Linked DNA regions of Mus musculus: region 2 is linked to region 1. Evidence: chromatin loops called from intact Hi-C (ENCODE). Cell type or tissue: heart. All regions are shown on one strand.

The links. Hi-C counts contacts between places; a loop is a spot of excess contacts. Peaks named below come from ENCODE experiments on the same cell type or tissue, not always from the same donor. Only the 100,000 strongest peaks of a DNase experiment are listed, where the experiment ranks them.
Region 2: a loop joins it to region 1, with 4 times the contacts of the local background. A loop is called at or near these places in 14 of 42 quality-filtered maps.

Annotation. Positions count from the first base shown.
Region 1 is chr19:59,235,549-59,243,548 of GRCm38, reverse strand. It overlaps Kcnk18 (potassium channel, subfamily K, member 18), which reads right to left. Exons shown (of 3, transcript NM_207261.3): 3 at 6,179-8,000. The coding sequence ends at 7,940. Among named protein-coding and RNA genes, the nearest start is that of Kcnk18, 20 kb to the right of the region's middle. In heart, no CTCF peak of the experiment used is centred here; DNase peaks (open chromatin) are centred at 1,375 and 3,918; H3K27me3 peaks cover 2,637 bases.
Region 2 is chr19:59,373,269-59,381,268 of GRCm38, reverse strand. No RefSeq gene overlaps it. Among named protein-coding and RNA genes, the nearest start is that of Gm33756, 12 kb to the left of the region's middle. In heart, CTCF peaks have their summits at 1,086 (motif pointing left) and 4,585; no DNase peak of the experiment used is centred here; H3K27me3 peaks cover 1,367 bases.

The DNA.
Region 1 (8,000 bases):
GATGGCTCAAACCCTGTCCTAGATGCTGGAATGTAGCTCGGTGGCGAGAGGGTAGGCTGAGCATTCCAGATGCCCTGGTTCAATCCCCAGCACCTTCTAATACAGGGTTATTAGAAGCACACAAGCCTGTAATCTCAGCCACTCTAGAGGCAGAAGCTGGAGGGAGGGTCAGGGCTCTACAGTGTCTTCCTCAGCCTCAGCCAGCTAAGGGCCCGCCTGGGCCGCATTAGACTGTCTCAAAACAACTTAAAAAACTGTAGTTATCACAGTGTCACAATGCACAGATCCTGGGGGCCCCTGCTGGAAAGCAGTCTCCACTGCAGCCACTCATGGTTTCAGAGTCCTGACAAGCTCAGCCTTGATAGATCTGGAGCACTGTTTCTCAACCTGTGGGTCACCACCCCTTTGGGGGTGGAAAGACTCTTTCACAGGGTAGCCTAAGATCATCAGAAAGCACAGATATTTTCATTACAATTTTTTTGTTTGTTTGTTGTTGTTGTTTTTTTGTTTGTTTGTTTGTTTGGTTGGTTGGTTTTTCGAGACTGGGTTTCTCAGTATAGCCCTGGATGTCCTGGAATTCACTTTGTAGACCAGGCTGGCCTCGAACTCAGAAATCCACCTGCCTCTGCCTCCCGAGTGCTGGGATTAAAGGCATGTACCACCATGCCCGGCGTTCATTACAATTTATAACTGTAGCAAAATTACAGTAATGAAGTAGCAACAAAAGTAATTTTAAGGTTGGGGGTCACCACAATATGAGGAACTGTGTTAAAGAGTATAGCATTAGGAAGGTTGAGAAGCACTGCTCTAGAGGAACACTGGGTCTTAGGAGAATGGCTGCCCTAGCACAGGTCTGTTTTGACTGGTCTCCTCTCAAAGGTTTCCTCACCCAGGACTTCCCCAGGCATAGAGTGGGTCCTTCCAACCCCAACCCTGGCTCAGCCTTCAGACCAGGAATAGAGGTCTATCTAGTTCTTGGAGGCTTCGTGTGTCTCATGATCAGGCTCATAATTAAGACCTATCTTGTGCTGTCTAATATCTATTAATTAGCATTTACTAAGCACATACTATGTGCTAGAAGTTGTGCCAGCTTTGGAGGACACAGTGGTGAGTGGATCAGTTACTCTATGCTATATACATACAGTCATCAGAACTGGCCACTAAACAAGTTGTAATTAGAACGGAGTCTAGGGAAATCCAACATCCAAGTCCACACGAGTGGGGTTTGGGACACTAATACACACTGTGCCTTGTGCAAGACAACTAGGAAGCAGAAACCTTGAGCTTTTAGTGTTATGGAGCTGACTGGTACCATCAGACGGAGGCTACCACAAGCCAAGGTCACTGATGCCTGCCAGAAAGCCAGCAGCCAGCTGGCTTGAAGATAGCTGTCATGCTCCTCGGGTCTGTCATCAACTCCCATGGCCATCCTGAGTTATTGTAGGGAATAGTGACTGCTAGTCTCTGAAACTAGGGTGTCTGAGTGCAGAGGGGCATACACAAACACTTGGAGTGCAGGGCCTTGGTTCCTTCAAAGAGCCAGAAGAGAAAAATCTTAGAGCCATGTTCAGAATGTTGGATGAGGGCTATTTCCATTCAGACTGAATAAACTGGGTCTTCAAAGAGAGAAGGATGCTCACCTCAAATAAACAAACATTTGAAGTTCAGACCAAACACTAAGGGGAAAGTGACAGCGTGAATTCAGAGGGTCCTGCCTGCACAAAGGCTGAGAGGGGGGACTCCCCTTGCTTTCCTATAATCAACACGCATGCACACATGCATGTACACACACGTGTATGGCTCCTTTTTGCAAACCAAGTGTTACAGGATAGCTGAACATATAAAAACAGAGCAAAGTGAAACAGGGATGGGAAAGGAACCCCTTCACACACAAAACCACAAAAGTCTGCAACAGTCTTACTGATACCTTTACAATTACTGTGATGAAACAATGTTGCCAAAAGCAAGGTGCACAGGAAACAATTTATTTGTGTTACACTTCCACGTCATGATCCATCACTGAGGAATGTCAAGGTAGAAACTCACACAGGGCAGGAACCTGGAGGCAGGAACTGATGCACAGGTCAGGAGGGGTGCTGCTTACTGGCTTGCTCATCATAGCTTGCTCAGCCTGCTTCCTTATAGAATCCAGCACCAGCAGCCCAGAGATGGCACCACCCACAAAGGGCTGGGTCCTCCTACATCAGTCACTAATTAAGAACATGACCTGCAGGTTTGTCTACAGCTTGACTTATAGGGGTATTCTCTCAGTTGGGGTTCCTTCTTTTCAGATGTCTGTAGCTTGTGCCAAGTTGACGTAAAACCTGCTAGCACACCAGGGAAACTAAGACATGGGGACACAGTCCTGACTGCAAGCCCTCAGTTGCCCTAGCATCTAATCCCTGTTCAATAAATCCGTGTTGACTCAGTGACATGCTGATTACTTTGCCTAGTTCTCTATGCTTTCCTACACATACTTTTTGAAGAGACCAACCTGGGCCTAGACCTCAGAAAGGCTCCTTAATGGCCTATGATTTTTAATATGTAGTACTTAAAAGGGTTTTATTCTGTGATCTAAATTGCAAGGCTCAAAGCAAGGCAGTTAAAGGAAGATGAAAAGAAGCCATAATTTGTATCCAAGATAGAGATGTTCTTTGTTGTCCTGCACCCACATCAGCTTCCGAGTTCTCATTGACTAGAGGTGAGTATCCATCACCATGGCAACAACCAAGGTACTCAGGCTACCCTACCCTAGATATGCCTGCAGCCTGCCTGGTTGGGTGTCCGAGTCCAGAGAGTTGATGGGAGACATAGTGGTCACAGTGGGTCCAGCATTGCTCCTAAGTCATGGCGCTTATCTCAGGGGCTCTGATTCCTTAAGAGAATAGGAGTTCGGGTCACTGTCCTGAAAGGCTGTGCCGTTTGTATATACTGGGCATCCCAAGCTCACTCTTTTAGGGTTCTGTTCCAGGGCCTGAGCTGTGAACTCTGGGTACCGAGTGAGTGAAAACCACCAGACTAACCACTTTGAAATGAACAGATACCAGATGCGCTTCGAGCCAGCCGCTTGGGAGTTTCATGAGAGAAACTAGAGCCAGGACCTCACATCAGAACACACATGACCCTCCAGAAACAGAAGAGATCCAAGGGAGACAGTTTAAGCTGCTGGCATGCAGGATCTGCACTCAGACAGAGAGACAAGAGGAACGTAGGGTCCAGAGGCGTTGTTGGGGATCCTGAGGGTGGAGCTTAGCATGCGGAGCGGGAGTGAGGGAGGTAGGAGGCTGTGTATCATCCATGCCATGAGGGCAGAATGGGGTGCATTGGTTCCGGGCTAAGGCAGAGGGGAAACGACAAGCAAACAAAGCTAATGTTAGAGAGCCACATGAGTGGGGAGCAAGTGTATCGGGTGCTACAGCGCCTCGCCTTGCTTATCCGAGCTGCCCAGGCTGTGGAGGCCCTGGATAGTCCTGGTAGCCTTTACTAAATTCGGACTCATACCTTGCAATCCCCCTTTCTTTCCCACTAGGACAGTGAAGGAGTGCTGTCTGGACCAGCTGCCTCACCCACTGGGATTACTGGGGGTCATGACTTTGAAGGGTACATATCCCACAAGCCAAGAGAGGACTTCTTTTCGAGTAGTTATTACATGCTGGGTCAACTGAGAACTTAAAATCAGGACTACATGTCTTTCAAGTCTGCGTGATGTTCTGGGTGGAAGAGCGGAAAGAGGTTGAGAGAGCCTCTTTTCCTTTAGTTGACTGCAAAATTTGAGGTCAAGGCCACTCCGAGGCTGCTCTTCTCCCACCTGAAGCTTTTTCAGGCACCTGAAGCAGCCAAGAGGCAGCAAAAGGCGAATGCGCCACCTGCTGGCCCTGGAGCGCAAGGTCGACACGGTCTGGCGCGCCACCTGGTGGCCATTTGAGATCTGGCATTCTGCTCCTAGTTTGGCCCAGCCAAGGTCCGACAAGGTTCCATGGTTAGCAGACTTGATAAAGCCAGCTCTGCAGTCTCTGGGATTCCTCCGGGACTGGATCTTTCGAGTTCTCACTATCTGTTTCCTCACCCTACCTCACTGGCTGTGCCATTTGAACGCATCTCTGGACTCACCCCAACTTAATCCTTTAGTTAAACAGTGTCAGGCTGCCAGACAGCTGAGCAGAGTGATGTCACAGCTTCTGGGCTAGTGTGGCTCCCACGCCATTGGTCCCAGTACAGGGGAAGCCAGGCGAAAGACACAGCAAGGTCTCCTACACTCCAGGGCCCAGGAACTTATGGGTGAGTTGAGACTCCTCATGGCTCCGACCGAGCAGTCTGAGAGAGACCCACTGAGCTCTCTGTATGTGGCAGACAGTGCAAAGCACACTGTGGTTTTACTCAGGTGGCTCCACGTTTAGACAGGGGACAGAGAACTAGAACCTCATTATATTCTGGTGACTGGATGTTGTGGGAATACGCAGGGGGCAAGAACACACACTTCTGGTAATCTGGGCCTTTGAGGAAACTACACAGAACTGAGCAGAGAGAGCAAGTCTTCAACCAAACCACAGGAGAAGGGACATGCTCTGAGAGAGCAGCCAATGGTCTGATCACCAACCCTGGCTGCAAAATTGCACCTATCAGAGATGCTTGAAAACACCCCCTGCCCAGACCAGTGGCCCCTGAGGGTGAGTGCTAAGGACTGAATGTGTCACCCAGAGTCAGGTTTTGAAACTAACTTCCAGTGGAGGCGAGGCTGTTGGAGGAGGTCAGAAGGGCAGAACACTCAGGACGGGATCAATGCCCCTATGAAACAAGGAAGCCACATGAGATCTCTGCATGTCCATCAACCAAGAGAGGGTATCCTCCAAGAACCTTACCATTCTGTTTGTAGACTTCATGCTCCAGACCCACGAGAGATGAATGTGTGACTAGGTCATTCAGGGGGCTGCTGTAGTGTGCAGCTGAACTGTCTCCCCACAGATTTGTGTGTCAAATGCTGGACCCACAGCTGATAGCTCTGTGCAGAGGTGACTGGATCCTAAGGCTCTGATTCCATCAATTAACCCATTGATGGGTTCATAGGTGAGTGTGTTTTAGTAGGTGATAAGTCCTGGTAGGAGACGTGAGTCACTGGGGGGAGGGGTGCCCTTGAAAGGAGTATCTTGTCCCTGATTCCTCTTCTCCCTCTTTCTCCTCTTCTCCCTCTTCCTCCCCTGTTTACCTCTTTCTGTCACATTATTCTGCTTCGTCACAATCCCAAAAACATGCAACCAAGAGACCACTAACTGTACCCTCTGAAACCATGACCCCAAGCAAACCTTTCCACCTTTTTGTCTTCTTAGGTACTTGTCATGGCAAAATAAAATATAAATACATAGTCTAGACTGATAAGACAGATAGTAGGGGTCAGGGCGCAACAGAAAGTGCTTGCAGCAAGAAGTGAAGCCATTGAGGAAAGGCTTGGCGTCGTGAATTCATATTCCTGAACCTGGAGAGGCTGTTTTCTGGAATACACACATAGAAATACATTGCTGCCTGTGGGTTGCATGACACAAGGGTAGGAAGTGAGGGGCAGGAAGACACACAGGTCCACATCTTCGGAGCCATGGAAAGTTTTGTTGCTAGCAGACTGGATAAGTGAACCAGCAAGGCAATTCGTCTATCTAATTTGCATAGTGTGCATTCCTGACAGCTTCCATGTCTGTTTTTGCCCCGAGAAGAACTTGGCAGGGCTGGGGTGTAGCTCGGTAGGTAAGGTGCCTGCCTAGCACACATGAAGCTCTGGGTTTGGTCCTCAGCGTGGAGTGAGCTAGGTGTAGTGGCAGACTCCCATGGCCCCAGCACTTTAGGAGGTAGAGGCAGAAGGTTCAAAAGTTCAGGGTCATTGTTGACTACGTGCCATATCCAAAGCTGCCATGGACTAGATGAGACCTTGTCTCAGAAATAACAGACAGCCAATGAGATGTCTCAGTGTGGGCCAAATTGATGGCCACCAAGCTTGACAGTCTAAGTTTGGTCACCAAAACCCACATGCTAGAAGAAGATGACCAACTTCACAGATTATCCTCTGCTACCTGCACCCCATACACACCCTGGCACATGTGCACATGCACACAGACAGACAGACAGATGGACGGACAGACATAGATGATAGATAACCAAGAAAGAAAGGTGGGAGTTACTGAGGAGTTCACACTACCTTTCATGAAGTCACTAATGCTCTGAGGATTCACTTGGTTCAGGTTTGCTTTGTGCCAATCTGGATAAATGCCCAGTGTTTGGTGGGTATCTGTAGAACCTCTAGGCAACCTCCTCCAGCCCCATGGCGAGCCCCTTGAAGGGCGAAGCTGTCAATGAATTTGGGTTTGCAGGGCTTTGCCACACCTTACCAGTATAAACAAAGCTTGAGGAATGCCAGATGGCAAAACCAGGAGCACTGGCCTGAAGGTTCACCCTGGGGCACTTTGTCTTTGCAATGGTTCTTGCTCACACCTTGTTGATTCCAGTGCCTGAGGTAGATCTTCAAGGGTTGGAGGAATTTAGAATTTAATCCTTGCAGGGAAGAGGGAGAAGGACCCAGAAGGAGAAACTGAAGACCCTCCTGAGAAGCCGCTTTTGGCAACGGCTGGAATCTAAGACAGAATAGTGAGCCCCTAAGGGCCAGCAGCTGCTTTCAAACTACCACCTCACAGCATTCCCCCTGTGGCTCCCCTCTGCAACACCAGCCACCACTCACCCAGGAACTAACTTTGCTAATTGCAGGACTCATGTTTCTAAGCTTGCAAGCTCAGGGAGACAAGATACAGCCGTGAGGTATTTCAAATAACCTTCAAATAAAAGAAACAATAATAAAATAAAGGATGTGTGTCCTTCCCCGACCTTGCCAACCAGATCTCCGTGTCATCTGTCACTGTCCTTTTCTTGGTCCTCAAAAGCTGCTTGGAGACAGATGTGAACAGGGTATGTTCTATAGGAGGGGACCCCAGAGAGCCTGATGGGGGGAGGGGCAGGGTGGATGAGGAGGAGCAGAGACTAGGGAGACTCTGAAATGAGTATGCTAATGATCACCTGAAGCTGGCTGCGAAGAGGGGAGATGGTATACAGCATAGCCCAGAGCTGTTGCATAGGAAAGGCAAGGCATTGTCATGGATGAAGGGTGCTCCCTCCGTGACATTTCTAGCTGGTCCAGCACAGACCCACACCTCACTGTCCAAAGACAGTCCACAGAGGAAGTAAGTTGCCAAGACACAGGTGGAATATCTACTCCACATCAGCCACTCGGGGGCAGCTCTTGAGTGTCTCTACCTGGGGTGAGGGGTGACCAATCCATCTCTGATGTGACAACAGTGTTACATCGAATTCACACAAGTGGCACCATCCACGGGCTAAGCAATGAGACAGGTGCTCTACTAGAATCCAGCCATGAAGACTTCTCCCAGGTAACAACTCTGCTTGGTGACGTCAGCAGCCCGGGGTAGGGCAGGTGTCAAGTGCATCCATGCAGTCATTCAGGGAAACAGGTTACCTAGATACACTTTGACTCATGGGGGGGGGGGGGGGGAAGCTGGGGCCACTTGGGAAGATTTTAACTTCCCTCAAAGTATAAATGCCAAAAACAAAGGTCTTTTTTTTCTTTTCTTCCTGTCACACACACAAAAAGCAGTGACATCACTAGTTCTTTCATATTCTTAAAATGGTGCCTTTCAGACAGACAGGGATGCTAATTCGACTGGGAACAATGGAGATGACCTTTCCTCTTGTCATGTGTAATGGCATGGCCAGGTTCCTGAGGGACCTTGACGCTGAATTTGGCCCTCAAGTAGGTTGTTTCCCCAAGCCTCGGTAGCTTGGATGGCAGATTACCAGGGCCCAGCTTCTAACCCTGTATAAAACCAAGGTGTGGGAAGCTTGTGGGGCTCACATCTGTAGGTCACGGAAATGCCGGAACCCTCTCCATTTACCAAGGTAGCGAAACTTCCCTTTGGCAAACAAACAGCATGAGGGTTTTGTAGGTGTGC
Region 2 (8,000 bases), 140 kb before region 1:
TGAGTGGAGCCAGATAATATGGCTGCTCAGGTCATGCCCTAAGACCAACTCTCCAGAGAAACAAAGTGCACTGAAGAAGGGTATCTCTGAGAGCCCCCAAGAATCCATCTCAACATCTGACAGAAGAGAAAAGAGGGGCTTTCTACTAGCTGTGAGAACAGAAGGCTTTCTCCTGTCGGGAAATTGCACTGTGTGATCCACTGGCAGTTTGAGGTAGCCATCCAGGTCCATCCTGGAGACATTTCCAGGTCATAGAAGAATTCACCATTAAGTAAGCTGTCACCACAGCCCACAGTTAACGTGTATACCATACTGCTTAGTCTCAGCCGATGAAGATAGAGCCTCTTGTGATGTGTGTACCAGATTGCTGGTCTGGAAGGCTGCCCTAGTTAAAAAACAAAACTAAAAAAAAAAAAAGAAAGAAAGAAAGAAAGAAAGAAAGAAAGAAAGAAAAAAATCCTCTCAGAAGAGGAGGCCTGGAGAGGCAAGGGCAAGGCTCATATGCCAGCCGAGATCTTAATAAATGTGGAATTTCAGACTGTATGAGGAAAGGCTGTAGGAGGGGTAAAGTCATCTTGGTTCACAATTCCAGAGAGTTCAGTCCTGGTTGCTTAGTTTCAAGTGTTTGGGTAGAACACCATGTCAATGGAAACATGTGGCAAAGGAGATTCTTCATCTCCCAGAAGACAACATGTAGAGAAAGAGAAACCAGTTAAGTCTGGAATAACCTTCAAGATCCCAGTGACCTATTTCTAACCAGGTCAACCTCCTGAGTGTTTCACAAAATCCTAAAATAACACCATAATCTGTGGACCAAGCTTCCAATACACAAGCCTCTGTGTGACGCGTTATATTCAAACCATCCCATATTCCTTTAAAGATCAGGTCCAGAAGAGCTAGAGGAAAGGACAGTAGCTTGCAGAGATGGAGCCAGAGAAACCCAACTGTTTGTTGAGAATATATAGCTAGTGTGCTCTATGCCTCTGGTCAAGGTTCCTCTCGGATCTACTTGAAATCCTGATGCAGTGGGCTCTTCCTGTCCTACCAAGAGCTTCAGTTATCAAGCACTGGTCAGTGCTGACATCCAGTGGTCACAGAGAGTTATCTACTTGAAGCTTTGCATCTCTCTTCCAGAATGTGCAGCTGTTCATGTAAGAAAGCAGTGGTGAGTGAGAGTCACTAATGCTGTTCCCTTTGCAGAATTTGCACACCTGCCACCCAAGGCCAGAAAGCCCAGGATTGTGCCCTGCCAGTTTACAAGGTATCTACAGTTATATGGATGCTGCCCTTAGATTCTCAGGAACACATGGGGCCACTGCTTTCAAGTGAGTGAGCTTGCAAATAAACACACCAGCTATGTGGCCCTTCTAAAAGTCACACTCAGTGTAGATGTAGAAACCTTGATTCAGGATCTGAGGCCACAGCTATGTCAATCAAATCACTTAACTCTTCATTGTCTGGGACAGAGCTGATGCACCTGCACCACCAGCTTCAGGGAATGCCAAATGAGAATGCACAAAACATGCATCGTAAAGAGTGAAATGCAGCTGGGCGTGGTGGCGCACGCCTTTAATCCCATCACTCGGGAGGCAGAGGCAGGTGGATTTCTGAGTTCGAGGCCAGCCTGGTCTACAAAGTGAGCTCCAGGACAGCCAGGGCTATACAGAGAAACCCTGTCTCGAAAAAGCAAAAAAAAAAAAAAAAAAAAAAAGAGTGAAATGCTGAACAGTGGGGCTGCTGGGATGAGGGTGCAGGGATGAGAGTGCAGGGATGAGGTTAAGGGGATGAAGGTGTGGGTGCAGGGATGAGGATGCTGGGATGAGGGCATTGGGATAAGGGTGCAGGGATGAGGTTAAGGGGATGAAGGTGTGGGTGCAGGGATGAGGATGCTGGGATGAGGGCCCTAGTTGTTAGGGCTGGACAAAATGGAGCTTGCAAAGAGATACTTAGAAATTCTGTGACTCCTGGGGCTTGGCGAGATGACACATCAGGTTTCTAGGATTATATTTATGGACACCAGGAGCCCCACATTTTATAGGACTGTCCCCATTTCAAGTACACAGACCACTCACTCTGTCCTGGTTTTCTTTCTTTGTTGGGACTCTCTCAGTTCAAGGTTTTCTAAATTGTATGATGTCCTGCTGTCCCATAGATACATTTATTGCTTAGAACAAACCTTGTCTGTCCTGATAATAACAAGATCCTCAAGCAGAACTGGCATGTGGTGACCACTCAGCAAATACTTATTAAATGGCATTGAACAGAATCAGATGATTGAAGAGCTGTCAGTCAGTGTGATCTGCTTTCCCTCTGCAACAGTCATAGCACTTGAATTTAAAACTTTGTTTCCAATAAGTCCATGTGTTGGGCATTAGTATCCCCCCCCCCCCATTTCATAGGTGAGAAGATAAACCCTCAGACAGGCTCAGTGGTTTACCTGACACCTTGTAATTAGAAAGGGACAAAACCAGGACTCCTAGCCAAGTGCTCCTCTATCCCCAACCCAGCCTACACTCCTCCATGTAAGCCCCATTACTCTGCCACCCCAGCTTAGTGCTCCCCAAGCCAGCACAAGAATGCCAAAGTCAGATGAAGGGCAGAAGGGCAAAGGCTGCAACTTGGAAGTCTTCAGAACAAAGTGGCTATGAAATGGCCCAAAGTTGTTCTTGAACACATTTGTTTCAGTGTGATCTAAATACAAAGTATCTGAACCCATTGCAACGACGTTGCCTTCCCCAGCAAAGGTCTTTTGTTCTCCCTTTCTTTACTTTTTTTTTTAAGATTTATTTATTTTTATTTATTGGTACACTATAGCTGTCTCCAGACACATCAGGAGAGGGCATTGGATCCCATTACAGATGGTTATGAATCACCATGTGGTTGCTGGGAATTGAACTCAGGACCTCTAGAATTGCAGTCAGTGCTCTTAACCTCTGAGCCATCTCTCCAGCCCACAAAGGTCTTTCTTAAGGAACAGGTGGAGGCAGGCAGGTTGACGGCAATAGTGCCTGGTCTGCCAGGTGCTTAGAAAAGGTTTGTTTCTCAGAGTCAGCACGGTATGGTTTGGTTGTTGCTGTTTAATGTATATGGGAGTTTCACCTGCCTTTGTGCCTAGTACCTATGGAAAAGGAAAAAAGAGGACATTGGATCCCCTGGAACTGCAGTCACAGATGGTTGTGAGTTCATTTGGGTACCAGGAATCTAACCTGGATGCTCTGGAAAGGGCAGCCAATGGCTCTTAAACACTGAGTCATATCTCCATCCTCTGTGGTCGGATCTTAAGTCCCCATTTCAAAAGTTCATGTGATGAAAGCTGGGGGTGATACTGGAGATGGAATAAGATGAGTCACTGGGGTATGCCCCGGGAGCATTGGGAACCCAGTTCTCTGTGTCCAGCCTGTCCTTTCCAGCCACCACAGTATGAATAGCTTTAGTCTACCATGCACTCTTCACTATGATTCTGCCTCCTTCAAGCCCAAAACAATGGGGTCAAGGGACCAAAGACTGAAGCCTCTGCAACCCTGAGCCAAGGCTAACTTTCAGTTGTTGGGGGGGGGGGGGTGTCACAGCAGTGGAAAGCTTGCTAACATAGCACACTTTGATCTGAAGTAACACAAATGCAATTTAAACAAGCTCAGACGAAAGCTGTCTCACCCAAACTTGGGAATTTGATGGGCAGCTGGGCTGTGGAAGGAATGGGACAAAGGACCCTATTGCCTCTGCCTGGAGATTCCACTCCAGCCCAGTATCCAAGCCAAAGCTCCTACCTCATCCCTTTCTCCTCTTACCTCCAGACAGCTCCAACCTGGAACCTCAGTAGGGAAGAACTCTAGCTGGTTCAGTTCTGGTCAGGTGCCCACTCACAAGCTAGTCTGCAGCATTAATGTCGCATGAGTGTATGGAGTCTTATATCCCTGCCTAGTTTCTGCTCCTGCATGTCTGCACCTCCCCAGAGAGAGGACTGGTGTTGTAATTTAACTATCAGAATCCTTGCCTGTCTGGATGCCATGCTGCCTCTTAATTACTTTCATAATTCTAAGAGGTTCTTACTCTTCGTAAATGAATAACAACAAACCCTCCTGAGCTCTCAGCATTGTGTGGTGAAGTAGAAATGGACCAACCAGCCTCCCACACTCCTGCTATCTCCTACTCAACTCTTTTCCAAATGACAGCTTCTCTACCGTTCCAAAGCTGACCTAGAGGTGAGCCTACCTCTGTTCTCCTTGCACCCAGACATTTGGACAAGTGAATAATGTTGGCAGGTTGGTTGCATAGTGGCCTGCAAGAGGAAATATCAGGACTACAAACACACCCTGAGTGAAGCCCAGTGGCACCAGGATGTCACCTTGTGAGACTAGAGCCTAACTGGGGCTTCTCTGTACTAGAAGGCGACCTTTCATGTGCCCAGCCCATCTCTCCTGCAGAGGTACTACTGTCCACTTCTCCAGGGAGAACTCTGTTCTCCTACAAACACACCACTTTCACTGGCTTGGGATGGACCTTTTGAAAGGTTTGGGTTCCACCTTTATTTCTGCCTTTTGCTGTGGGGAAGAGTCAGGGATGATGCTAAGGAAGCAGTAACTCCTTCCTACCAACAGGGGCAGCATACATAAGTTCCTGCTGGGTCTTTAACTGGAAACAAATGAAACCAATTGTTCTCCAGGACCGTCTTGAGACTCCAGAAGACTGAAACTCAGATTGGTGTGTCTGCAATGGGATATCAAGGTCAGAAGTTGATCTATCACTCATCACTCCTAAGAGTTGTCCATTTCCCATGTACCTCACATTGGGCATTGCTCTGTCTCTGTGTGTGTTCATAGCACTGAAATGGGTCAGAAATAGATGCTAGAGCTGGAGAGATGGCTCAGAGTCTGGCTGCTCTTCTGGAGGACCTGCACTTCAATCTCAGAACCCACACGGCAACTAAAAACTGTATGTAACTCCAGTTCCAAGAGATTGAACACCCTCTTCTGTCCTCTTTAGACAGCAGACATTCATGTGGTATGTAGACAAGCATGCAAACAGAACAACCACACGTATAAAAGTAAATTTAAAAGTTTTAAAGTAGATGCTGGTGGCAGATGAGCAGCGTTTACTTGCTATTCCAAGGGGCAAACAGAGCAGGGTGTGAGGATGTCACCAGAGAAGGGTTCCCTAGAGCCAGGACAGGGAGGGAATGAGAGAGTTAGGGCTTATAGCAACTACCCAAAGGGAAGGGAAATTCTGTACAAACATGGAATGTTCCAGAAAACCCCATCTTAACACAGGCTGCAAAGTCAAAGGCAAATTCATGATGACTCTGGTTGTCTCCTGAGGATTTTATACCTGTGGATCTGTGACAGGGCAAGACAGTGTGGAGGCTCCTCCATCTTATGCTATTGCTGAAGCCATTTCAGGTTTAACTAGAACTTGTTCTCCTTGATGGAGAAACCCATGAAAAATTACCCAACTCTAGGAACCCGAAGTTCCTAGATGCTACAGCTAACTTACCTTAGCTTCTGTTAAACTGCTTGCTTGCACAAAAACAACCCCTGCAGCTGCCAAGAGAGATACCAAGAATGTAGTATTTGTCTTCAAAAACCCTTTATCCTACCTAAACACTCAGCTTGGGATCCCGAATATCTGAGTGTAGTCCTAGCTGGATGGAAGACAAACTTTCAGTTAGGTATAACTGAGTGGTCATCTCTGGTTGGCTCCCTATAGCAGATCTCTTTGCACAGAAATGTGGGGACCTGAAAGATCCAGAGTTTGTGAGCCACACAAGTGATGTGGCACAGGCAGCCTAGACTACCCTCTTTCCCTCAAAGCATCTGTCAAGCCCCATCGATCCCCAGCTTGCTCAGTCCCAGCTTCCTTACCACAGTAAGGCTATGGCAAAAGTAAAAGATGTGAGACCCAGGGTGGCAAATCACCGGAGCATCCAGAGAATAATATTAAGCCTGGCTCTGTTAGAGCTGCTGGCAGACCAGGCCAAGATTAGAAAGAAAGAACTCCTTGGGACCAGAGGACACCGTGCCTCCTCTAGGGAATCACACAGGGCCACAGCGAGGACACCTGCACAAAACCCCTCCGTGGGGAAAGTCTGGTGTGGTTGAAAATCATGGAGAGCTGCCTAGACACTTCCTCCTTCTTGAGAGCCATGAAACCACAGAAGAATCAGGCCCCAAAACAGAAGCCTCGTGCTCTGCCTCCACTCCTCTCTTTAGCGACAGGCAGCTCTCCTGATTAATTCCTGGGTGTCTGTCATTGTCTCGGCCCTGCAGTCAATCTCCAGGTGTGTTGAGAGACATTCTATTTCCTTAGAATCACTTGCCTAGGCCTGTAGACTCTGCAATCCTATTAGCAGGATTTGTTTTCACTGTGTTTGTGAAATGAAATGCAATATAAAGGCCACTCTCCAGTTTTCTCAGTCCCTGTGTCTATGGATGCCATCATGCTATGGGGTATCGTGAGTCCTTTCTGAGGGACCAGAGACACCTTCTGTCTTTTTGGTGTTAGGCGGGCCTAGGTGGGCCAAGGAGGATGCATTGCTGGCTCTTCTACCAGGGACAGGTAAGTCCATCTTGCCTTTACTGAAGGCAAAATCCTAGTGGCTACAAGGGAGAGGGCTGTGAGGCCAAAGTAGGGACATCTTGCAGCTGAGTCACAGTCAAGACACTAGGAGATTTGGAATGGTAAGAGACACAGTTCTGCCTCTACCTGGTGACCTTGAGAAGTGATTCAGACATTGTTTGAATTTCATGTTTGTCATTTGTGAAGTTGGGGGACAGTTCCTGCCTTGTGTTGGGAGCAATGGGATACAATGAAATCTTGTGTCTTTAGGGCTAGAGCCTCAACCATCTTCCTCTTTACCCCTACCCCAGTGTCCCCTCTCCCACATGGATTAGTCCCCACAGTCCTCTCTTTGTGGAAGAGAGGACATGAATACACATGGGTACAGCTGCATGCATGTGGAGGTCAGAGGACAACCCAGTGGCCTTCTTAAGGTGTCCACTTAGTTCCTTAAGACAAGACCTCCAATTGACCTGAATCTTGCTGCCCAGGCTAGCTCCAGGGAATCTGTCTGTCCCTCCTTCCCCAGTTCCAGGATTACACATCTCACCACACTGCCCCCTCTTAAACTGAACATGAGTTCTAGGCACCAAGCTCAGGTCCTTGTGCTTACAAAGCAAGCACTTTGAGGGCTGAGCCATCCGCCTACCCCGACACCCAGCCTGAGGCCCTCCCGTTTAGCTCTTTGTTTAGAAAGAAAAACTGCTAACCTTGGAGTAGCCAAAAGACCCATCATGCTGAACAGAAAAGTTATTTCTAAGTATCTAGAGAATTTTATATTTTACTGAAAATCCATTCCCTTCCAAACAACCTTGTCCAGTGCTGTTTTAGCAACGAGCCACTGTCCTCTGGGACAGGTATAAGGTTGATTTGTGAGTACACTTAAGTCTTTGAGTTATCTAGCAGCTACATGGCCCTTACAATTCATGAGACAAGAGAACCATAGTCAGTCGGGATTGACGAATCTTGAAAGTTAATGGTTCCCGGAGAGGTCTATGCTAAGGAGGCTGGGCTTCCGAGGAGAAATCCACTCTTTTTTTTTTTTTTTTTTCTTTCTGTCTTCCCCAGAAGCAGCCCAGTTGGAGGTTTTACTTTCCTCTTCTTTTGTTCAAACATAGGACTTCTGTATTATTAGAACTCATCTGCAAATATGATCTGAAATATTAACTGAGTCTGCCATATCTGAGTGCAGATGCATTGTCTCAGCAGGCTTCTGAAGTCTAGATCAAGCTGAAAGCAAAGCACCCGGCAGTCTTCAGAAAACTGCTCTGCAGATCTCCATCTGTTTGACCACTGAGAATTGAAGGTGGCCTTTCTTCTGTTGTAGAAAGGCAATCCGGAAGCATCAGGCAGCCTTCATCCCAAACGTTTGACTGAACACTCCAAGGGGTGCAGCAGAGAGCACCCACAAGGAGACAAAGGGAAAAAAAGGTCAGACTAAATGGGGT